Regions from separate parts of the Mus musculus genome. Here region 2 is linked to region 1. A link is a loop called in an ENCODE intact Hi-C map of the cell type or tissue named here. Cell type or tissue: heart. All regions are shown on one strand. Each heading gives the region's core, and the rest is flanking DNA. Links, peaks and the distances in the headings are about the cores only. Region 1 overlaps Kcnq5 (potassium voltage-gated channel, subfamily Q, member 5). Region 2 overlaps Kcnq5 (potassium voltage-gated channel, subfamily Q, member 5).

What was found. Peaks named below come from ENCODE experiments on the same cell type or tissue, not always from the same donor. Only the 100,000 strongest peaks of a DNase experiment are listed, where the experiment ranks them.
Region 2: it touches region 1 in a loop (2.4-fold over the local background); 2 of 42 quality-filtered maps call a loop at or near these places.

The regions. Positions count from the first base shown.
Region 1 is chr1:21,607,934-21,618,303 of GRCm38, forward strand. The region is part of intron 1 of Kcnq5 (potassium voltage-gated channel, subfamily Q, member 5); the gene reads right to left. Among named protein-coding and RNA genes, the nearest start is that of Khdc1b, 230 kb to the left of the region's middle. In heart, for the core only: no CTCF peak of the experiment used is centred there; no DNase peak of the experiment used is centred there; H3K27ac peaks cover 1,662 bases.
Region 2 is chr1:21,526,767-21,537,136 of GRCm38, forward strand. It overlaps Kcnq5 (potassium voltage-gated channel, subfamily Q, member 5), which reads right to left. Exons shown (of 14, transcript NM_023872.3): 3 at 8,295-8,421. Among named protein-coding and RNA genes, the nearest start is that of Khdc1b, 150 kb to the left of the region's middle. In heart, for the core only: no CTCF peak of the experiment used is centred there; no DNase peak of the experiment used is centred there; H3K4me3 peaks cover 185 bases; H3K27ac peaks cover 733 bases.

The DNA.
Region 1 (10,370 bases), core at 1,461-9,460:
TAATATATTACCTAAAAACAAAAAGTAGAATTTATGAAGTACATTTATCTATTGCAGGAGATAAAAGTAAGAGGTACTAAAAGCATATTTAATTTTTTTGTCTGCAAACCAAAAGCTATTTTAAAGTACTAGCCTTAATACTAAGAATATAAATAAGAAACTAATAATAAGAAATATAAAGTTGATTACTTTCAACTGAGGAGAGCCATATATATCACTTACTTTAAAATCATTTTTTTCCCTTGAAAGGTTTTCTGAGAACATCTCTACTCCATGGGGATAATCTCAGTGGGCTCTTTGTCACACATACATACAAGAAGATCTGTCTTGTGCAATGAGTGTCTTTTAAAGCTGTCAAAGAGTCAGGGTTTGATGCTGGATGGCCTGAGGCATGGAGACTTACTACTGCTTCCCTCTTACTTTCTTCAGTCTATATAAATAAAGTAACAAAGTGCCTAAAACAGAAGAAAATAGAATCCCGTTGAGTAAAGTAGTCTTGGCAGACGCCTTTATGATGTGGTACAGGATTAGGAAAAAATAAACCCAGCAGACAATTGACTCCAGAGAGTAATAACCATAAACTCTGAATCTACTATGCATGTAAGTATTTGCCCATGGAATATGGAAGATAAATGATGCTCTTGGGGCCAACCTACACTGGCACTTCTTACTCTTGGTGACCAAAGTTGAAAGGAAGCTGAAGGGTAACTTCAGCATGTGTGGAGTCATTGATGTATTTTATAGATCAGAGAAGTTGGCAATCAGTGACAGACACAAGAAAGCACACACTTCCTCCCTCTGGAAATATATTTATAGTTTTAGAAACTGTATCCATTTTCCCAGGGACTGGTAACTAAGCAAAATGCTGTATTTTCTTTCTGATGCTGCTGTGTGGATAGACATGAAGTATACTCTCTCCCCACATATTTTGTATCATCAAAATAGTAGAAGTGCTGTTATTATGTAGGTAGACATGCATTGCATGATCAAAAAGGAGACAAAACCTAGCCATCTCTGATGTTTAACCTAACACTGAGAGCTCGAGAGGTTTTTTACTTAAGGTTTGTTTTTGTTTCCTATGGTGGATGTGGATGATGTAGAACACAAAGTTCAATGTGTATGAGTATTTGGCCTTAAAATCTATTTTCATGGTTACTCATTTATCTATTTTAAGATTTATTTTTAGTGTGTGTGTGTCTGTGTTTGTGTGTGTGTGCATGTGTGTGTGTGTGTGTGTGTGTGTGTGTGTGTATGTGTGTGTGTACAGGTGCCAGTTGAGTTGAGAAGAGGGTGTTAGCTTTGTGTGGAGCTGGAATTATGGTAGTTGTATGCAGCCTAACATGGGTACTGAGAGCCAATCTTGACCATTACTGGCTCCCTGAGTCATCTTCTACACTCTATCTTTATATTTACATTTAAAATTTTATTTTTAAGATACCTTTTAAATTTTTATTCTATGTGTATGTGAGTGAGTGCCTGTATGTGTGTATGTGTAGCGTGTGCCTTCCTGGTACCTTCCGGGATCAGAAGAGGGTGTTGGATCCCTCGGAACTGAGGTTATAGATGCTATGAACTAAACCTCAGTGCTCTGCACAGGCAGCAAGCGCTCTTTACCACTAAGCAGTCTCTCTCTTCCCCTCCGTTTCCCACTATCAGAAAATAAACCTTAAAAAACAAACTTCATTACTTAAAAATTTAGTTATTTTTGGATACTCTGTAGCCTTGCTTGCATTTTGACAGCAGGAACAAGAAAGCCCTGCTGTTGAAAAGCCACAGATAGTTTCCAATTCTGGGATCATTACAATGCACAAAGCTGTCAGGACCCCAGAAGTATTGCCTGCACAATCCAGGGGGAAGAAGCATTATTTTCTGCTTCTTACTAGAGAATGCAGGCTATGCTTTTCTCACTACTTATTACTATTTGGAAGAAAGGAAGAGAAGGTAGATTTACAGCAAAGGAGAGAAGCATTTTTTTTTTTTCTGTAAAGTGCCAGATAGTAAATATTTTAGGCACCGGAGTCAGGTGGACTCTCTTGCAGCCGACCGTTGCTACAACTGGAGTGCAAAAGTAACCACAGGCTGTCAATGAATGAAGTGTATTTTGATAAAACTTTATTTGCAAAAAAGGTGCTGGGAAAGATTTAGTCCAAAAGCTATAGATTGTTGACTTTGGGTTTGGTCTGAATGTTATAAAGTTATACCCTTACCAGAGGAGCAATTGGTATGTTCTGGGACAGGGGAGTTCATGTTCTTTAAGGATGTGGCCCTTGATACATCCACTGTAGTCCAGCGGAAGGTCCTGTGATTATATAGCCACAAACATACTCCATGGGTTTAAGAACAAAGAAGAGGACCTGAAGTTGGGCAGAGAGAGACGCCGGGAGTTGAGTTGGGAGTGAACCAGATCCAAATACACTGTATGAAAATCTCAAGGTTTTAAAATGTCAGCAATGTGATTTCCACTCTGATCTGGCCACACGATGGCAATTCTGCTTCATAATTATTTCGTTCCCCTTGCTTTCTCGTAAGTCCTTCAGAAGGAAAAAAAAACCTTCATCTGGACACTTTCATAATGAAATGTACTATAGATGTAAAGAATAGGGTGGAAATAAAAGGAAATTTCTGAGTTCTCTGTCTCTGTAAATGTAAACATAACAGAAAGTAGATGTGAACAAGTGGAACTGAACGTTCTGAAATGCCTTTTTGAAATAGAAATTAGTTTTGAATTTTTTAATTAGTTCTTTGTGAGGTGTGTGGGTTTGTTTGTTTGTTTTTGACAGGGTTTCTCTGTATAGCCCTGGCTGTCCTGGAACTCACTTTGTAGACCAGACTGGCCTTGAACTCAGAAATCCGCCTGCCTCTGCCTCCCAAGTGCTGGGATTAGGGTTAAAGGCATGCACTACCACTGCCCAGCTTCTTTGTGAGTTTTACACAATGTATTTTCAAAACACTCACCCCTTTGCCCCCAACTCTTCCCAAAGCCTCTTTTCCTGGCCCATGCAACTTCCTGTCCTTTGTTTCTTCTTAATCCTTCAAGCAGTGTGTTCTGCCCAAATAGTCCTGTCTGCATGTCTTCCACTAGAGGATGCCAGCATTACCAGGTACTATACTTTTAGTGAAAACTCCCCTCTCTTCAGCCAGGGGCTGACAATTACCTATAGCTACACTGTTTGGGATGGGGTTATATGCTAAGCTCTTAATATTTTGCAACTGCAGGAACTGGGAAAAAGGTGGTTTGCTTTCTTCATTGCTCCTGCTTTGTCATGTGCATAAAATGAGAGTCAGCTGATCAGAAGGGCATTTGATCTTTGTCTCCTCTGTTTAATGTTGCCTGGTGGAAACCATAATTGGAACAAAAAGCCATAGGAGATTAAGCAGGCACTATTATCTGAAATGGATGTCAGGCAATGTGGGTCTGACTGCAAAAGTCTAAGCTTAAGGAGTTCTCTAGAGCGTGTCTTTTTCACCATGAAGTTTTGGGAAATAAAAATTAACTTTTTCCCTGCAGTTTCAGAGCACTTTCCCCTAAGTATTTGCATCTTTTAAAAAGATTTTCACAAAACTCTTAAATACAGTGAGAAAAAAGTAACTACACATACACAAATTTTATATGTATATAGATACATAAAGCTTTTTAAGCATCTCTGAGAACTCTCAGAAACATTGTCTTTGAGAATGATTCAGAGAATCTCTAAAAATGTATCCTAGACACAAAGGATTTTTTTAAGATCTTTTCTTTAAAGGGGGATTGGTTTCCACAAAAAGAAAAAAAATGAGAAGAAGGTGCAGATTTCCCATGACCTCAAAGTTCAGATTTTTGTTTCATTGAGTATTATAATTTTTTTTTTACTAATTAGAGATTATGTCCTTCAATATGACATGAATTTACTATGGTCAACAATAATGTACGACTGGAAAAATATCACCTGGAGAACATACGTTATGTGTGGTGCCCTATTTGGGCCATTGTGAGTGAATGAATGAGCACATGAGTGGATCGTTTGAGTTTTCAGATTACTTCTTCAGATTTACTTTGCAAGCTAAACTTATTTGTTGGAACCAGCATTAGGTCAGGGATTAGAAGGCATGGAGTCTGCTTCAGCTTCACTGCTCCCTAGCTTAGAACTCTTGGACAAGCGTTTTAGCCCCTTTCAACTTCAATTTCTTCATTAGTAAATATGAAGTCTTGTTCTTGTCATGTACACAGGATTTGATTATGTATGGAAGGCAATGAAAGTACCATGTAAGTATGTCATATTTTGGCCAGAGAATTACAAAGTTTTTGAGAGCAGGCTTGTATCTTACTCCTTCAAATTTAAGAAAATTTCATTGATTATGTACCAGGTACATACATTCTTCACCATGGTTGAGAAAAGACATTTCTCAAAGATCATTTGATGACTTATATCAGCTAAATTTCAAATGGCAAATACTTATTCACTTGTTCCCCAGAAAACTGAAAATGCAAGTCATTGCAAGATTCTATTTCTACATTGTATTTTTGAAAGGAAGACTATAAACTAGCTTCTATGCATGGTAGATTGCCTCTGACTGATGGCAATTTGCAAAGGTAGTGATAATGTTAGGGTTAGAGACTTCTTTGTCAGTAGCCAGAAAGGCAGCTAAGCCATAGACACCAACAGAAAGTCAACAAGACTATTTATACTAAGTCCTTAAAACTCATTAGATATACTTAGTGCCTGCTCCAACAGGTGATTCTCCTCTTTTGAGCAACTGGACTTAGCATTACTGAAAATCTACATAAAAAAACTACTTTGCAATTTTCTGTGTCAATGTGTATGCTCTGTACACATGTGCATATGTAATATACATGGGACAATACAATGCTAAACAGTTACATGTGAAATCATAGATCCCTAACTCATGAAGTTGATAGTTCTTTTGTCCTGCATTCACTGTGTGTGTTTGTGTGTATGTATGTATGTATGTAAATCTTATGATAACTAAGGAAACAAAAATTGTAATTGTACAGGCTTGAATCATAGAGGAGTATTCAAACTAGTAATTCATGCAAGCTTCAAACTTGTCATTATTGATAATCAGAGGTTGTCATTGGGACACATTTACTGTACAAGCCTTAATTTCTTGGATCATTTAGATACTTTAATGTTAATAAAAACAGAAATCAGGATAGGTATTAGGAAAAGGGTGACAGTAGTTAGAATACTCTTTTGTGTAGAATTGAACTCAACACATTGACTTCACTTGCCCTTTAAATTTTGGTGTCTGAGAGTTTGCCAACCAGAGAGTGGATAATTAAACATATGAATAGTCTGTCTGCTAATACCTAGAATGATAGACCAGAAGGATATATGAACAGAGGAGTCACAGAGGGAACTCTGGTTCATGTTTCAGTTGTGACAGGATTCTCCAAACAGAGGGCTCTTCACACAAGGGAGGAGGTATAGTTTCCTATCTAAAGGCTGAGCTAAATAAACTATCAGGTTCAGCTATACAAAACTACCACTACTGACAGCCTGAACCAATTGCATTTCAGCAGTTTCTCATGGTTCAACTTTACATGCTACATAGGTGTTAGTGCTAAAATTTACTATATACAAATGACCAATGCTTATATCCAGCCTAAATTCTATACACACCTTCCCAGGGTACAAAGAATGAGAAGGATGAAAAAAAAGATACTTTTCAAGCTGTTGTTTTAAAAAAATATCTCTGTAGTCTAAAAAGCAATCAACTTGGTCACTTTCAAACCTGAAATTGATTTTGGTGCAGGAGAGATGGCTCAGCAGTTAAGAGCATTTGCTATTCTTGCAGAGCATCCAGGTTCAGTTCCTAGCACCTACATGGTGGTTCCCAAATATGTAACTCTAGTTACAAAAATTCTGACACATGTGGCCTCTTCCCCTGACATTGGACACACAGACACACACACACACACCACCACCACCACCACCACCACCACCATCACCAAAAATTATAAATCTTTAAAAAACTTGTATCTTTCATTTTGGCACAAAAAGTTTAACAACTATCAAGGATAGTTAAAATATGGTTTAAAATAAGTCTTTCAAAACAAGGGTGAGAAAAGTAAACATAAACAATGATCCTTCTTACTGAAAGCAAAGAGCAGTTGGAAACTCCAGGTGGCTATTTTCAGCTCCCACCTCAAAGCCTGCTGTCAGGTATGTCATCATCACATACCAACTGGGTGAGTAGCCAGAGGGAAACATGTCAGCGAGACCACATTGTTTATTCTCATTCCTGTGGCCTGCTGTACTGGAGAAGGAATACAGAGCAGGTGCTGCTCAAGTTTACAGCGTGGGTTGATCTTGGTACTTCAACTTATTTTTGGCTACTTTAGTACCTTTCATCATTTTTGAAAATATTGCACCCATATTTATGTGTGATTATAGAAGCCAGTTTTTTTTTTCTACAGATATCACGACTCAATCTTGAAGGTAAATGCTAATGACTTCTGGGAAAAATTTATTGATTATCAGAATAGGTTCTGATGGTTCTCAAACAAGAATTCAACATTAATAACACAGAGATTCACAACTTGGTCTGGGTTCCTAGAAATCACTGTTTATAGTTTTACCTTGCCCATCTAACTAGTCATCAAGAACAGCAATTTAGGAGCTATAATTACAGTCTCTTTCTCCTTATCCACTGTTCTGCTTAGAGTTGGCTGTACTTCCAATTTTAAACCTTTGCCCTCCTTTGAATCTGTTTTTTTCTCATCAGCTCAGATCATAAACATCTTTCTGTTCTACATGTTCAGCAGATAGAACTTGCTCTCAAAGATTGAAAAACTGTCACACAGTCCTGATTTTGCATTTCCTAACCCCCCCTTCTATCCCACATAGAGGTTTAGTATCCAATTGGCATGATTGCTCACTACAGTAAGTAATTTCACAGGAAGGATATGGGATGGATTATGAAATACTTGAAAACAGTTGAAGGCTGGGGCTGGCACTTCTGCTGAGCCTGATGACCTAAGTTTCTTTCCTGGGACCAGAAAGATGGAAATAACTGACTTTTGTAAGTTGTTTTCTGACCTCCATCACTCGAGTATGCATGCACGTGCACACACACACACACACACACACACACACACACACACACACACACACACACACAGAGAGAGAGAGAGAGAGAGAGAGAGAGAGAGAGAGAGAGAGAGAGAGAGAGAGAACACAGTAAATAAATATGTTAAAAACAAAAAAGTTGAAGTCATTATTCACTAAAATCTTTATGGGGCAATGAATGTATCTGTCCCAGAGAAGGTTATGAAATTGAGGGGTAGTGCATAAAATCCTAAGAGCGGTGCCATTATATCTATAGCAGTTCATTTCCTTTGCATGAAGGGAGTCTAATGGAAAACTTCATAACTGCAGGCATCCTATTCTGTCATTTCTGACAGGAGTAACGTTAAAATTTTGCTCCATTTAATAAATTGTACAATAGGAGAAATGGCTGATCCTAGGCATATTTTTGGCCTTATGCACCTTCCTCTAAATTCTGTAAGACAAAAACTAAAAATCATAAAGGAAGAAATCAGATCTCATTCACTCATTAATTAACTTCTCCAATTTCCTTCTAAAATAAGAAGCTTCCAGGGCATAACGGAAGTTTTCTGTTGAAATCAGCTGTTGGTAGTCCCTGCTGTCACTCATGCCAGTTACTGAGTTTCACAGGGAGGTACAGGGCTAATACAGCATGGAGAAGACTTTTCTCAAAGTATTCATCCATGGCTCATAGTGGCTTTATCCTAGTCTCCAAATCTAGCTAAGGGTTTCAAATTAAACTCAGTCAATTTTCTATTTTCCTAATGGAATTTTAGCTTAGTTATAAATATTTGAAGGTTGTCCAATATGTAAGGGAGAGGGGTACCTTTCAAAGTATTGGTCTTGGTTTCATGATTAATAGGCAAAATAAAGTTTCTGATTTTATGTTAATGTGGACTCTATGACTTCAGTTTATTAAGCCTGTCTGGTGTAACAAAGAAGGAAGTAAATAATGTGTTTATGAGGCGACAGGAGACTTCAGTAGGTCTTGGGATGGGAAAGAACAGCAGAAGAAAATATGGAAACTTCTCCAGTTGGCTGAGTGAAAAAGTGATTCATTGCTGAACTGTGCCCTTCCCTCTCTGCCTAGCATGTGGTCCTAGGCAGACTCCTAATCTCCTTAGGACTGACACCTATTTTCTATAGAAGCAGCTGACCTGCAGAAGATCCAACCTACTTCTAGAAAAGTTTGAATATGTGCATATTATTTCTTGTGGTGCTATTTTTCCAGATAGACAAAACTGTCCATTACTCTATTTTACAAAACAGTAAGAACATGACATCGACCTTTTAGATTTTGAGTGTTGTGATTCAGTTTTGCTGAGCATAGCTATAGCTATGAATTTTTTCTAAGCAATACTTAAAGAGTGATTGTTCAACATACTAAATTAAACCTTAATAGCAGTATGTTTGAGGAAATTGAAACACAAAGCATCTGAGCCTGTGCAGAGTGTGGGGTTGCTTTTCTCTTGTCAATGGGTGGAGGGGTGGTGTTGGTGGACAGTCCCACAATAAGATTATTTTGCTGTCATATTCTCAAGCAGCCACAAAGGTTCATGATGAAATATTGTGAGAATAGCTTCTATGAAATTATCAAATGGAAGAATATTAAGTTGCTTATCATTATGGGCAGTAGTTACCTTTTACATTTCTGTAAAGTAGTGAGTTACCAAGTACATAATCAATGTTCCCAGGGCAAGCACAAAAATCCCACAAGATTTGGTTCATCAAGTGATCCATGCATGGCCTTCTTTTATCTGTATATCTGTGTAGTGAAATCTTGTTCAATGCACCTGCTGTTTTGTGAATGCTGACATCATAGGCAACAGCAAGTGCCAATGACTCATGCGTGAAAAGACTTTGTCTCTATGCACTTGCTTTCTTCGTGAAGCTCATCACAAGTGTGGGCTTTGGAACATTACACAGCACTTCAGCACTGCCCGTGGGGGACCACTTTAAACAGTGAAATGATCAACAAATGCTCAAGAGTGAGAAAAGCAAGCCAGAGAAGAGGTCCGGAAAGAGAGCTGAAGCAAGGGAGCAGAGTCCCCTTGTTTGAACTCAGCTGGGAACTCTCTCTCTCTCTCTCTCTCTCTCTCTCTCTCTCTCTCTCTCTCTCTCTCTCTCCCCCTGCCATATCTTACTAATTCTGTGATTTTTTTGTCTCACCAGTCAATTTCTCTGAGTTAACCCATTTGTCTGCATGGAACCCAGAAATAACGAGGTGCTACTCTATTGTATTCACCTTTATTTAGGAGGTAGATATTGGAATTACTGTTGTCCTTTTATGGAAACCAGGAGCTTAAAATAATACCTCACTATAAACACAGAGTAATAAAAAACAATACTTATAATTCATATGTAAATAACATCTTTCCATGCCTTAGAGCACATTATTGTTAGATAAAGGTTTGCTTTAACATCAATAAATAAACAGGAATGACAACCCGGGGAACTATAAAAGCTGCAGGAACATGAGAGTAATGAAGGTTGTTCCGAATATTGACCGACATCAGTCTTTCGACCATATCCTTATTATATGCCACAGATAACTGCAAAGGTCACCAAGAGGAATAAAACGAGCAAATAATGATGCCATGATTCTTAATGTTTCATAGTTTACAGTTGAAAGCCTGTCAGTATGTAATGACAATCCCGGAGTCCACAGCACTCCCAGGCCAGGGTAACATCATTGTGACAGATTAATATGATCATTCACAAACAATGCAAAATTGTGGGAAATCAAGTGAAGCACTGAAGCTTCTCATAGCAGACTTGACAAGAGACACACTATCCTTCCCATCTGACTAATGAAGGATTTCTTTGACAGCCACACAAGTCTACATGAAACTTTCCAATTCAGTCTTTAAAATGAATGTTTTCCATTAAGTAAGAGCTATTTGTTAAGACACCATTTCGTCCAGACTTTAGGCATTCTATATTAGAAATACAGGTTTCTTATGTACTTCGCAAGAAGGATATGAATTAAAATAATAATAAATTTAATTTAAAGTTTAATTTAAGTCTAAATTTTGTGATGTGAAAATATAGAGACAAAATTAAACTATTTAAATCATATTTTCACCCATGCTTTAAACAGAGTTTCCACAAATCTAAGATCCCTATGTGATGCCCAAGTATTTCATTGGTCAATTAAAGAGCCATCTTCTTTCTCTATTTCCACTGAATAACTTCAGGAAGACTAGATATCAGAAGCAAAGGGCATCTCTAAATTATTTTCCTTCGATTTGAAATAGGTTTAATGTTACATCCTTTCTACCAAGGGAAATTAACTCCAAAATACTTGCAAATAATTTCAGT
Region 2 (10,370 bases), core at 1,564-9,563, 81 kb before region 1:
GGAGCAGCAAGTACTCTTACCACAGAGACATTTCTCTAGCACCCATGTTTGTGTTTCCTTGATGTACATTTATTTTTTTAATAAAAATATGATTATACCATTTCCCCCTTTCCCTTTTCTTTTCTCCAACTTCTCCTTTGAGTATACCACTCCCTGTTTTCTCAAAAACCCCAAGATCTGTGGCCTCCTTTTCTTTAATTGTCAATATGTGTATTCTTGTGTGATATAAACACACACACACACAATTTTGTAAGTGTGGGTGTTTTGCCTGTATGTATGTTTATATACCACATGCCACGTGCGTGCGTGCGTGCGTGCGTGCGTGTGTGTGTGTGTGTGTGTGTGTATGCATAGTCCATAAAAAGATAGATGTAGTCACTTCGTATTTGTAGCTGGAGGGATCTTGTCTAAAGAAGAACATTTCTCTCACTCTCAGCATGCTGTGGTTGCCTATAGTTCCTTGTCTACGGTTGGAGCTCCGTGAGATTCCCTCTTTGCACTCAGCGTGTGTGTCTACTGGTGTTGTCTTTGCTCAGTGCTTGTTTAGGCAGCCATGTTGATGACTTCATGGGTGTAGCTTCCTTGACTTTTCTTGGAGATTTATTCCTTTTGATCTCAGAGTCTTCCTTCCCAGCCCTGACCAACCCATTTATAACACAACTGCATGCTTATGTGTTTAATCATAGTCACAAAGAGGAGAATTCTGGGACACTTTCAAGCACAAACTTTGCTTATGTTTCAGTGTGAGAAAAACTAAGAAGTTCTTTTCCAGTGCTAACCAGTGGAGAATAAAACCAGTGGCTACTGTTGAACACCTTCTAGGACAAGCTGAAAACCTGGGCCCCCATAGAAAGCCACTAATCTATGTAACATAATCTTCCACTAATCCATTAATAAATTCTTTTCCCTGCTCCTTCCTTATTCTTCCATGTGTAGATTAACGGATTACACTGTAATTAAATTTGACTCTCACAAAAGGCAGTGTGTCAGAGCCGTGAGCTATCGGGAAGCCAGTTTTCTATTCCTAGTTTCAGTGATGACTTACAGCTGAGGACAAAGCACCCCCTCTTCAGGGTGTCTCATTTTTTCCACCTATAAAGTGAGATAAACAATGTCTCAGAGGGATATAGTTCTGCTTTTTCAGTGCCATATTCTAGCAGGGCTCCAGATTCCTTTATGGAATGGTTCTCTTTGCAGAAGTAAAGGTATATTTATATTGTTGTGATTCTTAATAGTCACAAAGACTCAAAATCTAATTGTAAATGCCTCCTACTAGATATTGCATTATCTACATTTGTAAAGACTGCAACCAGCTGTGCCCCAAGTCTCTCTGTGATATTTATTAAAAATTAAAGGAAACACATTGCAAAGACATACTGCGGAACATTTTCAAAGCCACGTGTAGCGGTCTAACTGCAGGATTTCCACTGAAGTTAATGGGACTCATACTGGTAAATTCTAAGTACCACTTTGAAAATTTACCCCATAGTGACAGTTTAATGCTCCTTATTGATTGTAACTTTCCAGATAACATCTTGAGGCAAAAGGGACTACTTCTCAAAGGAAAGAAATAATCTTTAATGAAATAAATCTGCATTGCAATCACGGTAATGAATGAGTCTGGGGGCACAGTCATCTGGAATGAAAGCTCCCAGGAACTGCTTGTTAGTGACAGCTGCCAAGGCTGCTGTAACAAGTTTCCATCATGTCATAATATCAGTGGCACACAGAAAACAATGCATTTCCTTTTTAAAGTAGAGATTACATGTTCACAAGGGCAGGGCGTTACATACATGGAGAAGTCATGGATTGCTACTTTACAAATTATTCCCCCATCATATGTATGTATGTATATATATATATACATACACACACACACACATATATACATATGTGTGTGTGTGTACATATATATATATATATCTAATACAAAGTTCTAGTAGGCGTAGATGACTAAAAGACCCAGTCAAACTTCTAGACGTCTTTAACTCAGATATTCATGTTAGTTCTGAAGTTCCCAAGTTCTTTGCATTTAAATATAGTTCCTCATGTCCTGGTGACCAGCAACCGTAAAATTATTCCCTTGCTACTTCAGGATTGTAATGTTGCCACTGTTAGGAATTGTAACATAAATCTATGATACACTGGATATCTGATACATGATCCCTGTGAGGGTTAAGACCCAGACGTTGAGAACTGCTGTTCTAAAGATTGTGACTTCTGCCCATCTCTGCCATCGTTTCTTCTAATTGTCTTTACTGGACTTGACTTACAGTCACAACACACAGTGCCTCCTGCCCAAGCCAATCTCATAAGATTGGAGGAAATTTTCAAATATTCTTCCTTGGATTAGAAAGGTATGTGCCCAAATATTTCCAAGACTGATTCCTTTTAGAAAAATATTATGATCGACTCAGTATTCTAGTACTTGGAAAGATTTTCTTTGGCTGCACAATCGAAAATATCTCCCCTATGTTCTCTATGTTTCTATTTTCACCACCCAGAGCTCATCACCCATTTATGTATATATGTGTATATGTATGTATATATATATATTTTTTTTCTGGATGACTAAATTTCAAAACTTAGGTGATCTTGGTGCCTTTGTCTTATAGAGTGAATCATGACAGTCCATATCATTCTTTCCAGAACTCTTCAATGTTCTTTTGGCTTTCCCCTTTCTAATGATATATAAGACTGAACTCTTACTACTAGGGACTATTTTTATGCACATCTGCATCTTTTGCACTTAGAGTGTGCCTGCCACATATCTATGTTCTATCTTTGAATATTTTTTCTTATAGATCAGGAAATAGGAGCAATAATAGTAAAACATATCACTGGGGTCTACTAAAGTTTATCGAAGACAGTCTTCAGTTCTTCATTCCTCTCTAAGAATAATTTTTGCATGGTCAAGTACAATAGCCTTTTACTCTTCCTTATCAGTCAGGTTTGCATACCACAGTGTTACCTAAACAGCGACTGTCATTGAACAGTTGGAAGCATTCCTGGGAGGGAGATGACCTACCCTAGAATTTGCAAAGTATTTTTCAAAGATTTATTTATTTATTTTATATGACTGCACTGTAGCTGTCTTCAGACACACCAGAAGAAGGCATGGAATTCCATTACAGATGGTTGTGAGCCACCATGTTGTTGCTGGGAAATGAACTCTGGAAAAGGACCTCTGGGAGAGCAGTCAGTGCTCTTAACTGCTGAGCCATCTCTCTAGCCTGAAATTTTTTTTTACAAACAAACAAACAAACAAACAAACAAAGAACTACTTATTTCCAGTTTGCAAGTCCCAGCGCCCCTCAGAATGACACTGCATAAGAGTGTAAGAAATAGATACTAGGCACAGAAGCTTATTTATCCCCTAATTTCTCCTCCAAGTTAGAAAGTAGCAATAGATAGAGTTGTTAAAAATAAAACTAATGAGCCGGGTGGTGGTGGTGCACACCTTTAATCCCAGCACTCGGGAGGCAGAGGCAGGTGGATTTCTGAGTTCAAGGCAATCCTGGTCTACAAAGTGAGTTCCAGGACATCCAGAGCTATACACAACCCTGTCTCAAAATGCCTCCCACCCAAAAAAATAAAAATAAAATAAAATAAAACTAATGTTGTTATTAATGTTATTGAATAAACTCTGGGTTTTTGAATTTCCAATGCCAGAAGTCATTAGTTGGTTCCAATGGTCAAAGTTCAATGAAGTTTAATTTTAAAATGTCAGAGAACAATGAGCAAGGGATATTTTTTTTTCTGGAGTAAAATCATTGGAAAAGAATCCTATTTTTATTTTTGTTTTCTGGCCATCTTTCTAACTTTTCACCAGTTTGCTAAGTGCTATCTGATTTCCTCATGTTTAGAATGGGGTGTTAGTGGCTGGGAAGACTGCTCAGTAGTTAAGAGCATCCAGCTTTGGTTTCTAGCACTCACATGGTGGTGGCTCAGAACTATCTATAATTCCAGTTTCAGGGGATTCAATGCCCTTTTCTGGTCTCTGCAGGCATCAGACATGCATGTGGTGCACAGACATATAGGCAGGAAAATATCCATATACATAAAATAAGATAGTAGTAAAAAATTTAAAAGTATATTATAATACTTGAGTAGGATTAGTAATTTAATACTTATAAGGTACTTGAGGTAGCATGTAGCAGTCCTCTGTGAATAATGCTACTAGAAAGTAATAGTATATGATTAACTAGGTTTCAACTGTCCCCAGTTGACCCTAGGATAGAATGTGTGTGTCACAGAAGGGCATGAACGCTTATTAAGAGAAGTTGCAGAATGCATGACTGTTAGGCAATACCCTGTGAGAAAAACTTCTACAAAAGGGGATTAAAAAGCTTTGAAGGTACTGAAAATGACTCAGGTCAAGAACAGGTTTATTCCAGTAAAAAGGTGGGGAAGGCAGAGAAGCAGAAAAAACAAAACAAAACAAAACAAAACAAAACAAAAAAAAAAACCCAAACCTTCAGTTTGCAAGCCAGTGGCAGTTCAGAGTCTCTGTTCTAACTTGTTAACACATTAACAACTTAACTTGCCTTATAATATGAGGAAATTACAGATGTATCTTAATAGCTTTAGCCATGTGGTTGATTTAATAAAGTCTTTTATTTTTCTTTTAGCCAAGTAAGAAGCCAGCTATGTTTTCTAAAAGCAAACAAACCAAAACAAACTAAACCAAACCAACAACAACAACAACAACAAAACACTTGCTGGCACTCTCCCAAGGAGCTGTTATTGCAAGTGAAAGACAGACATGCTTAGTTTGCAAGAAACATCTGAGCTGTGGTTAACCCTCTTCAAATTCTCTGCTGGAAGTACCACAGGAAACTGTTAAAACAGTGATAGGGAATCAATCTACATTTGACATCAAATATAGATCCAATATTATTAACAGGCTGGCATTTTCTGCTGCACTGAGACACATTTGAAGACTGAAAAAAAAAAATAGAGCCCTGTTCTGACTGTTTTTAAAAAGTAGTCACTCAGGAATCCAAAAATAGCCACCACTTGAAGTTGAGACTGCCTGACACATCAGGCTCATTACTGTGATCTAAGTACCAGCCTTTGGTACTATTTGCAATTCTCCAGTAGGCCATTAAGAGAAGCTGGATAAAAATGAATGGCTGTGATACCAGTCTTGGAGGTGATTCAAGCTTCTCCCTACTCATGCTCTAGAAGGAGGCATTTATGAGAAGATATAGGAAATTGGTAAGGAAGCCAACCCAGGTAGTTACTACAAATGTGCTTAACTCTCAGAGGCCCCACTGCAGGGAATGGACAAAGCTGGAGGAAGGCTATCACAGCAGAGTCTTAGGAATGGAGCTGGTTGGACATGTAGAGGAGAGGAAGGGTTTGCCATTCTAGATCTAATATTACCAAGTTTCAAAGGAAGCCAGCAAAACTAAGCAAAATATTCAAAACAGCGATGAAAGGAAAGATTTGATTTTTTAAAAAATGCACAAGTTGTTTTTCTTAGAATGTTAAATATTTACAATATTTTTCCAAACACAAGTGTACAATGACTATATAAATATAAATATAAAAAACATAAATATAAATATAAAAAATATAAATATAAATACCAGTCTCTGGAATCAGTGCACAGGACTTCTATCAAATGGTATTCTAATGGTAGATAAGAATTAGTACTACTCAAGGTCTGACCATGTTTGTAGCTTTTGTTTCCTTTCAATGGGAAATGTCCTCATTGCTGTGTGTTTTAGTTGGCTTTTAATTGCTCTGACAAACACTGACCACAACCACAAACAACTTGGAGATGAAAGGGTTTGCCTTGCATTATAACTCCCAGTTCACAATCCATCACTAAGGGAACTCAGGGCCTGAATTCAAAGCAGGCACAGAGGTAAGAGCCATGGAAGGATTATATTTTCTAGCTTGCTCTCTTACAGTGCAGGTCCGCCTGCCCAGGGGTAGTATTGCCCACAGTAGGCTGGGTCCCCCCGTACCAAACATTGAACAAGATAATGCGCCACAGATTGCCATAGGCCAATCTGATTAAAGTGATTCCCAATAAATACTGTCAGATAACTTGGCTGTGTCAAGTTAATAGCTAAAGCTGAGTATGCCTAGAGAAAGCATTTCCAACTTGGAAGGCAAAACAGGTGAGCTGTCAACCTCTTCACATTCTGTTCTTAAATGTTCTAGATATTAAAAAAAAATATTTGGCAGATTCAGAGTACCCAACATTTCAAATACATGAAATATTAATAAATCTTGGTGTGTTTCAGACTCTTTCATGCTCAGAACCCACATCACAGATAGGGAAGAAAAGTACAATATCCCCTTTTGCATTTAGCAGTGTAGATTTGGTTGAACAAGGGAACCATTGACCTGATTTCATCATTTTTAGCAGTTTACACAGCATACTTATGGACTCCTACAGAGATCTAGGAAGGGTCTCAAGAATAATGCAGTATAGCCCTTGCCTTCAGTAGGTGACATTTGATTCATGTGTGTGTGATAAATCCAGGGATCTAATATTAATAACCCACATTTGAATATATTCAGTATTATATCAATTATATTGAAACACAGATCCAACTGTCACATAAACATTAAATAGAATACTGAAAGCCATGCGTGATTACTTTTGCTGCAAGTGGATATTTATCTATGCTCTAATGGGAATTCATTAAATATTTATCTATGTCAACTTACAGAGCATTTAGTTTTCTAGCTTTAAAATGCCCATTTAAACAGAAATTCCCCCAAAGCTAACAAAACCCAAATTATGCAGATATTAAATCTGCAAGGTCACCATTGATAGTTGTATCCAGGCAAGTAGGATGATGGAGAACAGAAGATTACTTTCTGAGAAAGACCTTCAACTATCTGAAGCAGACAGAGAAAGATTAAAAGGCTACTGTGTGTTGATGCATCCATGGCTGGAAAGAGTTATCAAGAGGCAGCAGGCATTTGGGAAAGAACTTTTTTTCTAGCTTGAAGAACAGAAATACATGGGCATTGCCTTTGGAACTGGAATACAACCAACTTTTAATTGGTTTTAAAATCTGGATTGGAACATCCCTACAGTCACCCATGAACTGACTTTATACTGTAAAAGTTGAGGGAATCTTGGCCAACCACCTGCTTTGTGAGTTGTTCTGTTTGGGTTTTTCATGGAAGTCCTTGTTTGGCAAGTAGTTTTGCACCAAGTGATAATCTTCCCTAACCTTGTTTGAGTAGAGAATTCAGAATGAAAAAGACCCCTTCATGTGAGGGTGGGGTGGGGTCAAATGTTCAATGACTTGATCTATGGGATTGTCAGCTGCTGCCTACTTTTCTCCATACCTTTCCAAAAAGAAAAGACGCATATCTTTGTAGATGAGAGAGGTTGGTGTTAGCAGTGCTTGCAGAGGGGGCAACTCTACCCCTGGAAAGCACTGGACTGCTCTCATCATAGGGAGCAGGGTTAAGGGGTGAGATCAAGGATCAACAATTCCTAACTCCCCAAACAAGAGGGTAAACTATCCTGTAAATTAAACCTGACTTTCTCAGCTTGGAAATAATTGGAGTAAACTTTACTCAAGAACTTCCAGCGTTTTGGATCTGAATGTTTGCCCAGCAAGTGAGAAGGGCAAAAGAGCAGGAAAGGCAAATTTAGCTGTCTAATAATAGCTTTGATATGCAGAGTTTTCAGTTTTATGATATGATTTTAAATAATCCTACTGAGAGGTGCCAGGTCTTAACTCCATAGGATTCTACAACATTTTCATCAGGAGACATCATTTCAAATGGAGTCTTAACAGAATGGAGTCCATCCTGGAAGTACAGAAGCTAGGGGCAACACGGAAATGCACTATTTGTTTTGGAACTGTGGGGTGAGGGTGGGAGAAATCCTATTTTAGCCTGTAGAGCTCATGGTCAGATTTAAAATTTCCAGAGCAGAAGCCACACTTGTGCTGTCAATGTATGCTAGAGGGTAAGTGTTTGTAGGAATAATGTATTGATGCCCATTTGAATCATTTGAATATAATCTGGAGGCATACTGCAGAGCTAATCAGCAGAGGCACACATGCATACATACAACAAACACACACACACACACACACACACACACACACACACACAGAGGAAAGGAGGAAGGGAGGGAAAGAGGGAGGGAGGGAGGGAAGGAGGAAAAGAGGGAGAGAGAGAGAGAGAAGGAGAGAGAGAAAGAGAGAGAGAGAGAGAGAGAGAGAGACAGAGAGAGAGAGAGAGAGAGAGAGAGAGAGAGAGAGAGAGAGAGAACAGTACCATAAATTCTGGACTTTGATACTCACCTATTACACAGAATGGTTTTCGAGCAAACCTCAGTCTTCCTTGCCATCCTCTATAACGACAACAGCAACCTGCAGACCAGATTCGAATGATGAACTCCAAGCCAAAGACAACGATCATCACGAACTCCTAAGATATCAGAACAGACATGTCAGCATTATAGAGTAACAACCAACTCTAAGATGCTGTGTGAATATTTCTGAACCTTTAGGGCCTGTGCTTGGCATATCTGGTTGATATGTAAAGAACATCTTTTCTCCACAAAACCAGTATGAAGATTACTGAAGCCCATTTTCTGTATCTTGTCTCCTATTGTAGGGTGTGAGCCTCCTCAAGTCTCCAACAGTGTGAAAGTGTCCATTTTAATAGCAAGCATGCGGGTTGAGTAGGAATGTTTTCTCACTAGGGATATGTAGTATAGCTGGCTTTAGCTTCTTGGTTATATGAAATAAAAAATGAACCCAGAAATACAACAGCAAGCCCTAGAGACATAGAGCTTCATGGTGCTGCAAGGAATGGCATAATCCCTAAACCTTTAAGAGTTGGTCTCAGAGGATAAGAAGTAAGTTTTAGGAGTGTTCAGCTTTTTGTCACCGTGCCAGACTCCTCTTAAAATACAGGCAGTTTCAGAAGAATAACTATGTGTGTGCGTGCATGCCACATACATCCAATGCCTGTCAGAAGTGAGACCTAACCCTTCAGCTCTGAAGCTGGTTAATTATCATGCTGCCCTTTGGCAATGGCTGCCTGGAAAACAACACCTGCTTCAGCAAAATGACTCGGAGATTATTTAGGAAGGGCTGTGAGTTAACCCCAGGGAAAGGCCAAAGATAGCAGCTCTTAAACAGTCAATCACAGAATGAAGAAGGCAGAGGGAATTTGCAAAAGAAAATAATCCTGGAGTAAGTCTTGCAAAGTCATTTGTCTCTATAGGGACAGATCCTCTGTTTATTAAAATTGGCTTGTTTTGAAAAGGGAACTACCTTTCTTGTTTGAAGACAAGGATTGTCCTTATTTATAATATTGATAATTGCATATTATTCAGCTTTATTATAAGGGATAGATTATAAAATTAACTCACATTTTTTATATAAGTTGCCTAATATCGCAGAAGAATAGATTGTAGAAATATCAACATTTCAATCCATTTTACATTAAGGTAAATTTGTTACCAAATTCATGAAAACTAGACTTTTGTACATGTGTTATGCAAACATGTCTTTAGAGCATGCTCTAGTATAAAATGCTCACTTAGCTAAACTTGTGCCCAACAAAGTTTATTAGCAGACCCCACCATTACTCATTCCCAGGGATCCTACTTCTGTCGAGAATTTTGGAAATCCAGTTGTGAGAGATTGTATTGGAACTCCAGTTGTGAGAGATTGTATTGGAACTCCAGTTGTGAGAGATTGTATTGGAACTCCAGTTGTGAGAGATTGTATTGGAACTCCAGTTGTGAGAGATTGTATTGTACAGGATACTCTCCCCACAAATCTTGATGTGTGGCCTCATCCTGCAAACACAGCTATATAATGATGCTATGTCTCAGGTAAACAGATAACACCAATAGATAAAAGAACATTGTTCTTAAGAGAAATGCTAGAGTCACTGCCCCATTTCTATGCCTCAGCGAGGCAGTATAACATATCTATAAGGTCTTTATTTAATTCCCGTTGTTCAGGAATATGGCCATATGCTTTATGATTTTGTTTTGTTTTTAAAAGAGATTAGGAAAAAATGATAGTATATTTTCCTTACAAAGCAAAAACTGGTAGAATTGAGAAGAGTACAAAGAAATATGTGATCATATTTGAGGTATCACCAGCCCCTTTTCTCTGAAGCACTAGATCAGCAAGTCTAATGAATATCTGAATAAGAACAGAAATGGGTTCTAGATAGAGATTTGCATCTCCAATAACCACAACAGAATATGAATTTTTATGTTAAAAACAGCTTGGTGTCATCCTTTACTTCATTTAAAAGTTCAAGAGAGAGCATATAAGCTATCAACAAACTTCAGCATTGTAAAGAATAAAACTGACTCTGTTGTCCAATTATAAGGGAATTTGCTTATAAAT